Linked DNA regions of Mus musculus: region 1 is linked to region 2. The links are chromatin loops, found by intact Hi-C in ENCODE. Cell type or tissue: heart. All regions are shown on one strand. Each heading gives the region's core, and the rest is flanking DNA. Links, peaks and the distances in the headings are about the cores only.

The links. A loop is a pair of places that touch in the nucleus more often than their neighbours do. Peaks named below come from ENCODE experiments on the same cell type or tissue, not always from the same donor. Only the 100,000 strongest peaks of a DNase experiment are listed, where the experiment ranks them.
Region 1: a loop joins it to region 2, with 2.3 times the contacts of the local background. A loop is called at or near these places in 3 of 42 quality-filtered maps.

The regions. Positions count from the first base shown.
Region 1 is chr14:63,073,060-63,081,113 of GRCm38, reverse strand. It overlaps Gm35908 (a long non-coding RNA gene), which reads right to left. Exons shown (of 4, transcript XR_874690.2): 3 at 5,246-5,354; 4 at 3,739-4,770. Among named protein-coding and RNA genes, the nearest start is that of Gm35908, 6.3 kb to the right of the region's middle. In heart, for the core only: CTCF peaks have their summits at 3,743 (motif pointing right) and 4,764 (motif pointing left); DNase peaks (open chromatin) are centred at 2,023, 2,803 and 4,593; H3K4me3 peaks cover 1,007 bases; H3K27ac peaks cover 2,895 bases.
Region 2 is chr14:63,531,368-63,539,421 of GRCm38, reverse strand. Mtmr9 (myotubularin related protein 9) reads left to right here. Exons shown (of 10, transcript NM_177594.1): 4 at 2,257-2,430; 5 at 4,878-5,095. Among named protein-coding and RNA genes, the nearest start is that of Mtmr9, 8.6 kb to the left of the region's middle. In heart, for the core only: CTCF peaks have their summits at 3,500 (motif pointing left) and 4,267 (motif pointing right); no DNase peak of the experiment used is centred there.

The sequences.
Region 1 (8,054 bases), core at 1,958-6,957, 460 kb after region 2:
TATTTATTGTGACAGGCTCTTACTGTGTGGTCTGGTCTATTCTCAAACCAGTGTTGGACTAGCCTTGGCCTCTAAGTGCTAGGCTTACAGTATGTGCCCACCAATCCCAGCTACATTTCTTTTTATAGTCTGTCCTTAATTCCTTCCTTCCTTTCAATTATATAATTAATAAATTAATTAGCTACAAGATCTTCCTCAAACTCACAATCGTCCTGCCGCAGAGTTCTAAGAGCTAGGATTTCAGGTGTTTACCACCATGTGCAGTGGTTTTTCTCTTTAAAGTATGACATTATAAACACTGTATTCTGTGGTGCACACTAGGCATGTGTTTTAGGAAGTGCATCTTCACTTCCTGGTTTTATTTTTTGAAAAATAAAATGTTTTTCTTTACATATTTGTTTAGTGGAAAGTATTGTAGGAGAATTAAATTTAAAACTTCAGATTTTGAAGTAGAAGTTCACAGAGCCAACCTTTTATAAAAGCAGGTTTCAGGGCGTCCTATGATGAGATTATTTTCGCTCCTCTTTTGTCCCTGGTTTGCATAAGCCCTTATTGGCCATCAGGGAGTAATTTAAGAGGGTCACTTGCTTAATCTGACCAGAACCACCTCACAGGCCGGTCCTCAAGCCAGAGGGACTCCTAGGCAGAAAGGAGGAAGGAAGGTCGCTGAGCCTGAACTCTGGACTCAGGACTGTTCTGCCCAGAGACACACGAGGGCGATTTCCCAGCACAGCGGAGGTCAGCGGATTTCTTCTTTAGTCATCACTAAAGACCTCTCACTTCAGGATTTTTGCTTCCTTTCTTGATCACCCCCAGTTGGCTCAGTGTCTCCTGACTGCAGTCACATGCCTTATCTACATTGGTGTTTGAGGTTTCAGTGGCCCAGCTTTGTGACTTCAGATGGTCCCTGGAAAGGGGACCCGGCTTCCCGCTGCTTTCTACCTACAGTTCTGCGATAACAGCGGCAGAACAACCCTGGTAGACCCCCATGGTTAACCTTCTACAGAGGAAGTCCTGCTGCCAGAGTCCCAGGACCTAGGCCCTCAGATGCTAACTCCAGCACGTTTACACGGTCTTTCAGAGTCTACAAGTTGCTGACCGCAGATTCCCACTAGGCTCCCGCAGCAGCTCTGAAGGCAGATAAAAAAGACCCATTCTACAGTTAGCGTGACTGACAGTGTGCAGTGTGTGCTTAGCAGGACCAGTGCATGTCCCTTCCCTAAGCCTGGCGCCGCGTCAGGTTCATGTTTGCTCCATCCTTTAAGTATGTGCAAGGCATGTTCATGCCTCCTCCACCACACACACTAAGCATGAGCTTTACCACTGAACTACATACACCCACAGCTCTTTTATTTTGTAAAGGTAATGGAGGTTCAAAGGTAAAATGATATAGTAGTAGTGGAAGAGCGGGAACCAAAACAGTTCTGCTCCTGTCTGCTCTGCGCACCTGCATACGTGGGGGGCGGGGGGGGGGGGAGGGGGCCTTAAGGTTGACGCTGAATTTTTCCCTCCCTCTTGATGGCCCTGGAGACCACCCTTTTGATTACTCTAACTAGTTCATTGTAGTTCATTTGCTCCAAGGATTCCCTGTCTTTGCTAACAGGGCACTGAGATTGCAAACGCCCGGCTGGGTTTTTGTTTTGTTTTGATTTTTGGCTTTTGAGACAGGGTCTCTCTACATAGCCCTGGCTAACCTGAAAATCACTATGTAGATCAAGCTGACCTCAGACTCACAGAGATCCACCTGCCTCTGCTTCCCGAATGCTGGAATTAAAGGTGTGTGCCACCAAGCAGGGAGCCCCCACAGCTTTTACTTGGGAAATCGGAACTCTAGTTCTCAGGCTACTCGGCAGGCGCTTCTACTGAATTGTTTTGCTGAGCAACAACTCACTTACGACTGCATTGGATACTTTTCTCATGGCAATGACAAAATAACCCACAGAAGCAACTCAAGGCTCATGGCTTTGGGGACTGAGGTCCATGGGGGATGGTTTAAGAGGGCGGAGCCTGCGGCTGAGCTACTCAAGTCGAGCTGAACCAGAAAGCAGAAACTATACATGCTGCAAATGAGACTAGACAGCCCTGTGTCCAGAAGTTTCCACAGCCTTGGAGAACAGGGCTGTCAGGTAGAGCCCATTTTCAAATCCATGAGCCTGTGGAGGAGATTTTCTATTTAACCTGGAACAGCGATGGGGTGGTTCTAGAACATCTGGAACCCGAGAGAGTGTAGTGTGGAGGAGGGGGCAGGGGAGGGGGTGAGGAAAGAGGGGTAAGGCTGCTGTGGCTCAGGGTTCCAGGAATTCCATCATACTGCCTGTCCTGTGGGAGCATCAGTTCCCAAAAGGTCCAACTGAGGCTGGAGATCTACTTCCAAGGTGGCTCGCTGCATGGCTGGCAAGCTGGTGCTGGCTGCTGGTGAGGGGTCCTCAGCTTCTCCCCATCGGGATTGCTGGAGTGCTCCCCACCACACGGTGGCTGACTTCCCCACAGTGAAAGCAGGACAGTCTTTATGACCTTGTCTGAGAAATCAGACCATCATTTCTGAGACCAGTTTTGCAGACAGCTGCTTGCGACAGAGGCGTGACATCAGGAGGCAGGGTCATTGAAGACAATCCTGGGTGTGATGCAGTGCTCCCGTGCTCCCCAGCAATGTGCAATGGCAGTGTTGGTTGAGAAAAAGAAAAGCACTCAACACAGAGAGATAGCTGTTTCATAGCAGAAAGCAACAACGTAGCTCTTAGGCTTTCCTGATGAAAGTCCTCCCCCCCTCCCCCACTTCTTCTATTCTGTGGTTTTGGGGATCAAACTAAAGGCCTCACAACGACAGGCAGCCTCCGCCACCGAGCAACACACCCTCAACCTCCCTGATCTCTTTCTGTTTTTGCTTTGTTGTTTGATTCTTTGGGACAAGATCAAACGTAGCCCAGGTGGGCCTTGAACTTGCTGTGTAGCCAAGGGTGGCCCTGATCTCCTGATCTTCTTGCTTTTGTCTCTCTACCACTGAGATTAGGAGCATGGGTCTCCACACCCAAACTCCTTGAGTTTGTAATAAAAGTTGCACTAGAGCAGGGCGTGGTGGCGCATGCCTTTAATCCTAGCACTCGGGAGGTAGAGGCAGGCGGATTTCTGAGTTTGAGGCCAGCCTGGTCTACAAAGTGAGTGCCAGGACAGCCAGGGCTACACAGAGAAACCCTGTCTCGAAAAACCAAAAAAAAAAAAAAAGTTGCACTAGGGGATTTTCGTCATCAATAGTGTGAACATTGGAAAGGATTAGTGTAAACACAGATGATTTTGGTTTGTTTGGGGCGGGGTGTCTTAGGAAAAGAAAAATTTTAAAATAAAAATAATTTTTGAGAAAACATGTTTAATGTGATTTAAACACTGTGGAATGTGTATACATATCAAAATATCACACATTATTTCCTTAACATGCACAATTGTATGCCTTTATGTACCAGTTAATAATTTTAACTAGGGCTGCGGAGATAGTTCAGTAGGTGAAGTGAGGATGTTGCATAGACATGAAGATTTGAGTTTGATCCCCAGGACTCAAGTGGAAAAGCTGAGTGTGATGGTGGTGATTGTAACCCCAGTCCGGGAAGGTGGAGATAAGATTCCCTGGGTGTCCCTGGCCAGCTACCTACCCACCCACTCGACCAAACTCCATCTCTCTCTCTCTCTCAGAGATACCAATTTTTAAATATATTTTATGCTGCTCTGTGAATGCAGTTCCCAAGGAGGCCAGAAGGGGGCATCAGATACCCCTGGCGTTGGAGTTGCAGATGGCTGAGAGCCATCTGACTGGGGCTTGACAACTCTTCAGTGCTGGGCAAGGGACCTAACTCCAGCCCTTAGGCAGGGTGTGGTGGTGCACACCTCTAATCTCAGAGCTCGGGAGGCGGAAGCAGTCTCTGAGTTTGAGGCCAGCCTGGGTGTACATAGTGAGTTCCAAGGCTACACAGAGAGACCCTGTGTAACCTTGTTTCTCACCTTTTTGAAACCTATGGTCTATTATTGTCATTCATTGTCACCCTACTATGACACAGTTATCAGGCACGGGGTTCTGAGAAGTTGGAGAACAGCTATGCTCAATCAAGGCCTTGTCCTCAGCCCTTCCTAACAGGCTCTATTTTATTGTTGTTGTTGTTGTTATTTGTTTGTTTGTTTGTTTCAAGACTGGGTTTCTCTGTGTAGCTCTGGCTGTTCTGGAACTTGCCCTATGGCCTAGGATAGACTTGAACTCATGAAGATCAGACTGCCTCTGCCTTCCTAGTGCTGGGATTTTAAGGTGTGTTCCACTCCCACCTCCACCTCCACCCCCATCCTGCCCCAGGCCCTACTCCGAGTTTTGACCTGTAGGTTTCCCAGCTGTGGGTCACTTTTCGCGTCTTCCTTTTCCTTTACCGGAGGTCTGTTGGGGGCAGCTAGAGTTCAGCAGCTCTCTGTAGACTCCCTTCCCCTGTATTGTTTGTTCTCTGCACACATATGCCCTTTCCTAACCAAACAGCGCGGAGTCAAAGAAAGCTGAATAGGTCTCATAACCCCGTTTCCTGGTCACAAGACAGACAGTCGTCATCCCTGCCTTGTCTGCCTCCTGGTGTCTCGCAGGACCTCTCTATGTCCGTATTTGTTTCCAGCCGGGGTCCGGATGTAGGCTGAGCTTTTTACATTGCCCCTTAGACAGTCTCCAAGTCACACCTCCAGTCTTGCAAAAGGCTTATTGGCTACAGAGCCCGCTTTTCATGCTCACAGCGCCACCAAGTGGCTTACCTGGTGGAAGAACAGTCAATTATCTGGAGCGAATAGGATCCATCCAGGAGGAGCAGTCTCCTCACAGGGATGCCAGTGTTCCTGCTAGAACACGCCAATACAGACCTCCCTGACTTTTTCCGCTGTGACTTTGGTGTTTCTCCTTTCCTGTCTCTGAAGGAATGGGGTCTGTAGATAGGGAACTTAAGAAACTCTCTCATACCATAGTCTAATGACCCTAAGTTTGTATGGACCTGCAGCACATTCCCGCGGCACAGGTGCCTGGTTTCCATATCTCACCCCACCCCCACCTGCCCATCACCTGAGCTCGGTGCTACCTGCTCCTCCACCCGCGATTGTGCCTGCTGCATCTGCACTTTCCTGACACCTCTGCCTTCATCTCCTCCCGCGACTCCACCTCATTCTTCTTCATCAGCCCCTCCTTGCTGTCTGCACTCCACACCCCCTGCCCACACACCAATTCCGGAAACTATACCTCTCCAAACTCCAGGTGTCTGGACTCCTGGGTCCTCTAGGCCCAGACTGACCCACGGCCAGACGACTTTGGGCTAGATTCCATGTGCTTATCCTGACCATCTTGCCATCTGTGGAAAGAGATAGGGTGGGAGTCCATGTTGAAAGCAAAGCCTCCTCACTCAGGGCCTGCTTTGAAGCCCCGCCCCTGCTGAGCTTGTAGATTAGGGACCCAAAGCCTCTCCTGCCTTTTGACTCCAAGGCCAAGTTTCATCTTTCCATCTTAACCCAAACTATCCTGCATCTACGGAGGAGGACTCTCCTGTCCCCCAAATACTTCCATGTTCCTCATCTTCACAATGCAGAACACATACGCCTTTGACCCAGAAACATTTCATCAGCTACTCATCCTGAAACCCACATGCACTTCTGAAGGATGAGTGATAGACCCTTTCTCTCCCTCTGCGACAGATTAGAACAGATTAAAAATAGATAAAGGCAGGTTTATTAGGAGTCAGCTCTCCTGTGGGCTCACTGATCCCACAGGCGGAGGTCAGTGAAGCCACACACCTGGCCTAAAGCAAGAGGATTTCATAGAGTTTACTCGAGGAGTGATGGCGTGCCAGCGAGGCACTTTCCTGACACCTCTGCCTTCATCTCCACCAGCGAGGCACACCATGGACAAAAACAGCCCCTGGGCGGCCACTTTTAGGTGGGTGGTCAGAAAGGAGGAGAGATGGCTTCTAAGCCTGAGTTGTTTCCCTTGCAGGCTTTCCTTGGGTGAAGAAGAGCAAACAGGGTGTCTTAGTTTGTACAGGAGATAAGCAAGGGTTCCGACCAAACAGTGGGGATGAGATCTGCTCATCACCTCCACAACTCCTAACTGTAAAGGTGATGTGGATCTACTTCCATACAAAAGAGCTTGCAGGAAAAGTAAGAATCGGTTGCTAACTCCACAAGGGAAGAACTCCGGGCTTAGAAGCAATCGCTCCTCGTTCCTGACAACCCACCCAAAAGTGCCTGTCCAGGAGACTACTCAATTTTCAATGGATACATACGTCTAGAATAAAGACTCCTTCCTATGAAATACACACACACCTACACAAACATAACCACATACACACACACACACATACACACACACACACACACACACACACACACACAGAGAGAGAGAGAGAGAGAGAGAGAGAGAGAGAGAGAGAGAAGAGAGAGAAAGAGAGACCTACACAGACATAACCACAGACATACACATACACACACACACAGACACACACACACACACACACATGAAAAAGGGAGATAAGAGTTAGTTGCTCTAGATGTCAAGGATCCTATATGTTGATTATCTTTGAAGACAGTTGTTTTCTACCTCTAATCACTGAGCTTCTAGAAGCACGAGTCCTTATGTGTTCTTCAAGTCTAGCCCACATTACTCTTCCCTGCAGGACTCTGGCTCTCACAGGCTGAAGGGACTGCCCATGCTTTTTTGCTGAGAAAACACTTTAAAAAAAATTCTTTGACAATTTCATACATGCATGCAATTTATTTAGATCATTCTCACCTCTGACTCCATGTTCATATCCCACATATCCCCTCCAATCCCCCCCCCCCCCCCCCCCCGTCAATCCAGCAAGCACTGCCTGCTGGAGTGTTGCCCTGACCTGGTACAGGTGACCATAGCTACAGTAACTTTGAGAGTGTGATGTTCACACCCGGAAGACAGAATTCCACAGACTTCATTCCAGCCCTTCAGCTCCGACATTCCCTCTGCCTCCTCTCTCACAGTGTTCCCGGAGGGAGCTGGGGTGGACTGACACAGAGGCTGAGTACTCAGGTCACTTCTCTGTATGTCGATCAGTTGTGAGTCCCTGCATTGATGCCCACTGCAGAAAATGGGCCATCTGGCCCAGGGTGAGGGCAGCACTAACCTCAGAGGATAAAGGTAACTATTCAGTGGGCAGTTGGACAACATTTCGTTGTAGTAGAAGCAATTTAAGCTTATCCCCATCTAGCTTACAAATGAATGAGACTCAGACTGTGGTTGTTTTGTTTGGCTTTGGCAATTACTGGGATCACCCCTAATCTACTCTTCTAACTGCTGGCCTGGCTGCCTCCCCAGCAGTGTACCCCAGACACTTGCTGTTTCTCCTGGCCACGTGCTCACAGTCCATCTCCCCTCATGGAGGCGTCTTCTCTCTCCTCCTTCTCCTCCTGGTCTCTCTCTTCTTCACTCCCAATCAGGTAACTTAAAACCTACCTACCTCTAATCCTGCAAATAATTGGCTATAGCCAATTATTTGCAGGATTAGAGTTTTAAATCAAGGAACTAATAGTTTTAAATCAAGGAACAAGGTTTGCATAACAAAATCTTGTAAACATGACAATTCACTCATCGGCCTAGACCTTCAGGTACAGAATTTAGCATTACAATACATAGCGACAGACCAAACCACAACATGCTTTTACCATGCTCCTTGTGGTCTGGTATTTGCTTATTGACTCATGCATATGAATTCCTACTGATTGGAACTCTGAGGTAATAGATCCTGTCTAATTGAGTTTTAGATTCCTGTTAAAGGGAAATTGTTCTGACAATTGCCTAAACCTCAGAAAACAGTTTAAGACTAGCTCCGTGAGCTATGACTATTGGAGCTCAACTCCAATTGCAACAAGGCCAAAGGGGAGCATTTATAGCCAAGGACAGGATTAGGGAGCCAATGGATTGAACATTAATAAAGAACCTGAGGGGCATGGGGTTCTGGCTGAAGGCAAGCCAAAGACTTAGAAAGAACAAGGAACAGGGAACTTAATCACATATGGAGTGGGGT
Region 2 (8,054 bases), core at 1,232-6,231:
GTCTCTGAGGCCACCTGCAGGAACCAGGTTTTCCTTCCTGACTGTTTGGCTTCTTTTTCTTACTTTTATAAATGGTCACTTGGAAATCAAGAAGTAGAGGTTAGGGATCCATGGCATTTGAAGAATGAAGATGCCCGTGGTAGCAGAGGGAAGAAGGAAGTTTTATGGTATGATAAATACCATTGAAAATGGTGAAAATGTAGTTTAGTCTAGAGCTTGTTTGAGAGATGTGTATTAAAGACAAAAAGTTGGCAGGAATCAAACTGCATGTTATGAAAAGCATGGGGTAAGGGGGAACCATAGGCTCCTGAAGGATGTGTCTAAAATAAGAAGGGAGCCAGGGTTTGAATTTCCTGGGAAGCGGGAAGAACAGTCTGTAAGAAGCATCCTTCAAGTGTGGGGAAGCAGCAGTTTGGCTGTGCTCATAGCTTACTGCTCCCCCTGGGCTAGGAAGCAGTGAGCGTGTGCGCTTCACAGGGTCAGGAATCGAGGCGAGTTTATTCCTATGCGGTATTTCTGGCACATGACCAGCAAGTGGTAAAGAGTTGTTAAGTGAATAAAAGAATGTAAGACTTTATGGTATTTATAGAATGGGACATAAGATCTTGTGTCTATCATTAGAAAACCTTTGAGAAGGACGGGTTGTCTTGATCTGTAGATTTTGGAAAGCTGGGTAATTTTTGTTGTTGTTTGTTTGTTTTGAGCTTCTTTTGTTTGCCAACCACAAAATTCTATAATCATAGTATTATCTACTTCTGCTTATCAGTTATGTCTCTTCGCCCCATGCAATGTGATATTAAAAGAACAGAATATTTAGAATATCTATAAAGACATCTCATTAGTCTCATTCAGTGGCTTTGTTAGAGATCAGCATACTGTGGCATTGGTCGTTCAGAGCAGCTCACACTCTGACAGAAGCCCTTGTTCCTCTAGGAGGAAAAGCTAGGAAGGAGCCTGAGGCGATCAGTGATGCAGGAGGGCAGTGAGGAACCCTGGGCAGGAGCAGGCCTGAGAAAGGAACCTTGACATTGTGTGCAACCCAGGTCTCTGGCTGTGAACAGAGTGAGCATGGAGCTGAGCCACCATGCAGCACAGGCTGTGGACTTCATTAAGCTACCAAGGTCTAAAAGCATGCTAAAAACCTCTGCACCAAATGTGTCTGCTTTCACAAGGGCTGTGATGCAACCAAAACTATAGAGTAAGAAATGTCACCCATTCTCCTGAGGACAGAGTCAAGAGGCACTCAGCCTGAGATGGCCCAGATGTTTGAAGGATTCTAAAGCAGTAGTTAAAACTGCCTAAGGAAATATGAGAAAGTGAGCACAAAGTGGGAACAGTACAGAAATCAGGTGGGGCTGGAGACATGGCTCAGTGGTTAAAGAGAGCTTGCTGCTTTCCAGAGGACCTGAGCTGGGCTCTAGCATCCTCATGGGGCAGCTTGCAACTACCAATAACTCCAGCTCTAGTGAATCCCATGGCCTCTTCATGCCTCCACGGGCACATGTGCACATGCTACAGCAGGCACACATGCACACACATACACCGAGTCAACAAAGTAAGTAAAAACTTTTGCAAAATGTTTGAAAATAGAAGAAAGCAATTAAAATTTGTATGAATTTGATCTTGTAAATTAAAGTTTCTGTTTCACATTTTACCCTAATTTTCTATTAACTTAAGCCAGGGTTGATATGTAGGATCAGCTTGAATTTTTAGGCACATATTAAAGTTTGCACATGTAATATGGGTTTTTAGCTGTAAAGTGCAGTTTTACATTTTACATGCAGTTTTCATTTCTGCTGTTTGATGGTTTCCTGTCACATGCTTCCATAATGCAGGAGCTGACTTAGAAACGACCTCATGACACATAAGGGCTTTCCAGGAGTGTCTCCTTGTCATAAGGAAAGAACTGTCTTTAACTGTCTTAAACCTTTGCCAGGCTGTCTTGTGGAGAGCTTAGGCTGTGCTGTCTGTGTCATAGTTTAAGCTTCAAATGATGGTTAAGCGTCACATACAATAGGTGTGTTTGGCTGGCACAAGCAAGCAGTTTCTAGGGACACTGATCACTAGGCATTCCAGAGCTATTGAAGCTGGTGTGAAGAGTGGAATTTTTTTCCTCTACAGGACTTGAGTGTGGGCTAGATATCCAAATTCCCTGTTGAATGGCTTCCCTGGAAATCATTTCCAAAACTTTTAAATCTTAGATGCTCTATGACACTGAAACGGTGGCTAAGTTTTGAAGTGCTATGTGTTTTTCAGACCAGTGAATGGAGACTGAGCTATATCAATAAGGACTTTTCTATCTGTCCTTCCTACCCACCAACTGTCATTGTGCCCAAGTCCGTCGATGACGAAGCACTTCGGAAGGTAGCAGCCTTCCGACATGGGGGGCGCTTCCCAGTCCTGAGCTATTACCATAAAAAGAATGGCATGGTGAGTATGAGGGCTGCCACTCTGCTGGCGGGTGGTCTCCTGTGGGCTGGATCCTTGAAAATGATCTCTTGTCTGTGTGGCTTTCCTCTGAAGTCAGGCCAGATTGTTCCTACTAGTGCATCCTTCATGTAAACTGCAGGGCCCCAGGAGTGGGAGCTTTCCCAAAGATGCTCTAAATTCTTTCTTACTGCTCAGCTTTAGAAAGGTTAGATTCATCTTCAGAGCATAGTGTGAAGGAAACTGCAATAGAAAATCTGGGATCCGGTAGGCCGTTCATAGTCTGATGGAGTGACACCACTGCTCCAATGTGGAGCCTCAGCATGTTTATTATGGACAGGACAGGGGAGGGCCCAGCTAGGTGAGAGGTAAGCTAGCAGGCTCTGCACTTGTTAGTTTTGCATATGCTGTCAACATTTATGCTCAGAGGAAGGGTGTGCCATTTCTCTGACCTGACCTTGGGCAAGATTTTGTCTATTTCCCATGAGTCTGTGGCATTGGTCTTTGTGACATGGCCTGCTCATATCAGCAAGACACTTCACTCAGGGCTTCCTAAGTTCCTCACAGGAGATACAGCAGTCTAGAGCTTGCCCCACGTAAGCTTTCCAAATTACTTTCTGCTTTTTCCCCTCCCTTCCCCTTCCTCTCTCCCCCTCTTTCTCCCCTCTTCCCCCCGAGTCCCACCCCCCCTTGGTTTTGAGACAGGGTTTCTATGTTTAGTCCTGGCAGGCCTGGACTTTTCTGTAGACCAGGCTGGCCTCAAACTAATAAAGATCCACCTGCCTCTGCCTCTGGAGTGCAGGGATTAAAGGTGTGCGCCACCATGTCTGACACTTTGTCCTCTCTTGATTTGCTTCTTATTCTGCAGCCCATATTAAATTAGACAGTTACAACTCTCTTCCATTGTCCTTCCCCCTGGGAATATGACAGAGGGATCAATGTGACAGAGTTAAAATTGTGCTCTTTAGTCAGCAGGCCACCTGTCCTGCCAGCAGTGGCATTGCTCCTCAGTTTTTAATCACAGTGTTTAACAACTGAGACCAAATGTAGTTTTGTGCCCTCTGGTGGCATCAATATAAAATCATTGCTGTTTATTCTGAGCCAAACAGTAGTATCTGCCCTGGGTGACAGGCTTCATCAGCTCCTGCAGTCCCAAATAAAGGAAGGCACAGGTAATGCATGTAACGGCTGCACTGGGGAACACCTCAGGTGGGTGGGTGCAACAAAGCTAGAAAGCTGTGTGGGTTTCAGATGTCACTGCTTTAGATTTAGGGCGTACAGAGATTGGCAAAGCCTAATGGTGTATCCTGCAAGGTTTTCCTCTTAGTCACCAGGCTATTGGAACAGATCCAGAGATGGGCAACTGCTGTGGAGAAACAAGTTAATGGAGGAAGGATGTGCACTGGTTCACAGATTCGATGTTTTAGTCCCCGTCCTGCTGCCTCCACTCCTTTGGGCTTGTGGTGAGGTAGAACACCATGATGGAGGGAGTGTGGGGAGAAAGAGGCTCCTGACCTCAGCAGAGAGACAGGAAGAAGAGGCCGGGGGGGCAGGGCTATCCCCTAATCACATCCCTAAATACCTGTTTACTCCAGCCAGGCCCCACCTCCTAACATTTCCTCTGCCTCCCAAAAACTTAACCACAAACTGGCCGCAGGCGGGGTTGAACTGTTTGCGAGTGGTGAGAACATGTGATGAAGGTTTTCCTGAGACGTCTCCAGTCCATTCCCTGGAAAGAGACTGGTCTAACAGGCACTGAATTCTTGAGAAAAGCTTAGAAAGCAAACCTTTCAAATGCATAGATGGTCGTCTTCAGACAGGCAGTCTCAGAATAGAAAAAAGGCCGGCAGAGGGCAGTAGAGGGTAAGTAATAGACAGGCAGCCCCAGAACATTGACGATGACTCCCCAGAAAAGGATGCATGTTGTTCACTTTGTTTCTCTTCATAATTCTTGCCTTCTAACCCTATGTGTATGGAGGCGAAGTTTGCTCTTTCCTCCAAGATTATGTTAGTCTCTTAGATAAAGTGATAAAGATATAAAGAGGGGACAGAACTTATGGATTTTATCCTGTGTTTAAGTGTTGGGCATGAGACTAAGGTCCAGAAAGTGGAATTATCAAAGAGAAGGGTGTGGACTTCTGGGCTGGGGCAGTGAAGGCACTGGGCAGTCAGTTGGTTGGGGTAGAGAGGAATGTATATGCAGTCAGCCGGGTTGGTTGGTTACACAAATGAAGCCTCCCTGGTCCAGGAATATCATTGTATAAAAGTTCAAGGCTTATCTTTGTTTTTATAGTATTAGCTGTTGCTAATACATGTAGAGTTTTGTGTATGGTACACTCATCAGAATCCATGACAACGTGCCACAGATTGTTTTTGAGAGACTCCTGATGCAGCTCCTTCTCAGGAACTTCAACTGGCTGCTACTGAATTGTTACCATGTGTGCTTCCAGGTGATTATGCGAAGTGGTCAGCCCCTGACCGGCACAAACGGGAGGAGGTGCAAGGAAGACGAGAAGCTGATAAATGCCACCCTCAGGGCAGGAAAGCGTGGCTACCTTATTGACACCAGATCCCTAAATGTGGCCCAGCAAGCTAGAGCCAAAGGAGGTGGCTTTGAACAGGAGGCTCATTATCCCCAGTGGAGGCGGATTCACAAGTCCATTGAGAGGTAACAGTCAGGGAGATGGAGCTCCCTGTAGACTGATTGCAGAGGGTGATCCCTGGCTGTTCAGAAATCACAGCCACTCCACGGAACTGAGGGTCTGCAATAGGCTGGACAACTTATTGGGGGTTCTCTGCTCCATCTGCTTTACCCAGGTTTAGTGGACAAAAACGTATGTCTGTCAGTGCATACAGCTCTCACCTCATAGGGAGAAAAAGTGAGTTTATTCTTGAGCCAAATACAGTGGCCTTGGCCCAGAAACACAGATTTGGGTTCCTCCAAATGACATGTTCCAGTGTGGAAGTGACTTCATGAAGTTTTCATAGTCGTAGGATAAAAGGCATGAAGTAAGGCATTTTCCAGGTACATTGGTGAGAACATCAGGTGGGTGGGTTACCGCCAGCTAGCAGCTCTCAGGTGCTGTCTGGCAGCATTTTTAGCTTTTATGCTAGTGGTTTGCTAAGTTAATGGATTCCAAAGGTTTACCAGTGGTGGAAAGGTTAGGTCAAACAAGATGGGCAGAGTGGATGGCGCCTAAAGGACAAGAATTAACCAAACATAACTTGACTGGGAATATGCAACATTCCAACTCCACAATCACACTGTTCAAATCAGTCAGTCTTGACTCTTTCACATAGGTGTGGCTACTTTCTGCAAACTTGCATTCATACCATTGTGTATGATGTACTGTTTAGATTCAGCTGTAGGTTGTGAAACGTTAAAGCAACATATCCATCATCTTACCTGCTTGTCTTTGGCAAGAGTATTTGTGTCTTCTTTGTCAGCAGTTTTCAAGTGGCCCTGTAACTGCTGTGTGTTCTGTAGAGCCAGCCTCTCAGGTCCATGGCTTACAGCATCCTAAGAGAACAAAGCAAGGGGACACATATCAGTATATAAAAGCCAGAAGAGAAAAAAAAGAGGGCTCCTAATTCAGTCTATCATGCTGTGGCAGTATTGGGACTTTTGGAAAGTCATGAGACAAGCCAGAGCTCCATAGACTTAGCTGTCGGCTTGATAAGTCCTTTCCTGGGAGAGGATGGCTGGACTGCCTCCATTCTTGGCATGGCGGAGTGTGTGTCCAGGCCCAGGTGAGTTTTAGGATTGTCCTTTTTCTCCTTCTGGCACTGCCATTACACTTTTGTAAAGGATTATATACAGTCTGTAGATTGATTGGGTAGAAGCGTACCCTATTTTCCCAGCCCATGAACATGAGATCTCTTTCCATTGATTTGTGTCCACATTAAGTTTCTTGAGCATTTTATAACTTTTAGTGTACAGATCTTTTTACAGTCTTGAGTAATTCACTCCCAAGTACGCTCTTCTTTTTGTTGAGTTTTCTATTTCTTTTTACATAGTTCACTGCTAGGATGTAGCAATATGCCTGACTGGGACTAGGGAGACAGCTCAATCAGTTAAAGCTTACAGCATGAAGCCCAAGCTCAGCTTTCCATTACTCACGTAAAAGGCCAGGTGTGGCAGTGTGTACCTATAGTCCCAGTGCTGGGGTGGGAGAGACTGGAGGATCCAAGAAGCCCATTGGCCAGCCAGGGTAGCTGAATCAGCGAGCTCCAGGGTTAGTGTCTCAAAAACTGTGCTGAAGAACAATCAAATCAGACACCTAACGTCAACCTTTGGCTTCTATCCATATACTTGTAAATACCTGCCTCTACAGTCTCTTCTCTGTCTGTCTGTCTGTCTGTCTCTATCTCTTCCTCTCTCTGTCTCTCCCTCTCTCTGTCTCTCTCTCTCTGTCTCTCTCTCTGTCTCTCTCTGTCTCTCTGTCTCTCTCTATCTTTCTCTCTGTCTCTCTCTCTCTCTTTTTTTTCTCTCTCTCTCTCTCTCGCACACACACACACAGAGCCCTTGACCTCCTGACTAATATATGTTGGTTTTAATCTGAAATTTTTTCTAACAGATTTTTTTACTGGAGTCTTTAGAATTTTCCATTTATAAGATACTTTTGTTTGTAGAGGGACAATTTCACTCCTACTTTTGATGTACTTGTTTATTTCTTTCTGTTGCCCATTGCTCTGGCTGGTACCATGATGAAAACATGCATTCTTGTGTTGTTACTGATCTCCAAGGAGACCCCGTGGACTACCCCATGGAGTATGATGTTGTCAGTCTTGTGTGGCCTTACTGTGTTCATGTGCATTTTTCCATAGGTAACTAACCAGTTAGTGTCAGGAAAGGAGCTTCCCTGTGTCTGTTGAGATCCTTGTGTTTTCTGTCCCATACATTGTCACATGTGTTAACAATTTCAGTTCTGTCCTTGTGTATGAAAGTTGTGGTCCTGGGTGATGTTGCTTTGAATGTGCTGTTGAGCTCTGTTTGGTAGTGTTTTGGAGTTTTTTATATCCGTGTTCACCATGGGAACTGGAACTGGCCAGTGATCTTGTCGGGTTTTTTTTTTTTTTTTTTTTTTTTGATAACAGGGTTTCTCTGTATAGCCCTGGCTGTCCTGGAACTCACTTTGTAGACCAGGCTGGCCTCGAACTCAGAAATCTGCCTGCCTCTGCCTCCCAAGTGCTGGGATTAAAGGCCTGCGCCACCACGCCCAGCTTGTGATCTTGTCTTATTTGTCCTTGTCTGGCTTTGATACTAGAGTTGGGCTAATAGGTAGATTCATGGCACTCTCTCCAGGCTTTCAGAAGACAGGCAGGACTGACATTTAGTTCTTCACGTGTTCCATGGCCTGGGAACCCTTCAGGACCTCGGCTTTTCTTTGATTGCAGATTCCTGGTTTTGGTTACTGACTCTGGTTATTGTTGTTGTTGTTGTTAACTTGTACTGTTCATGTTTTTGCTTTTGTTTCTTCATGATTCGGTCTTGGCAGTTCTGTTTCCCCATTTTCTCATTTTTTTAGGGTATTCAGTTTGTGGTATATGATTGCTCATAGAAGTCCACAATCCTTTTTTCTTTCTCCGTTTGAGGCAGGATGTCACTGTATGACCCTGGCAGACTT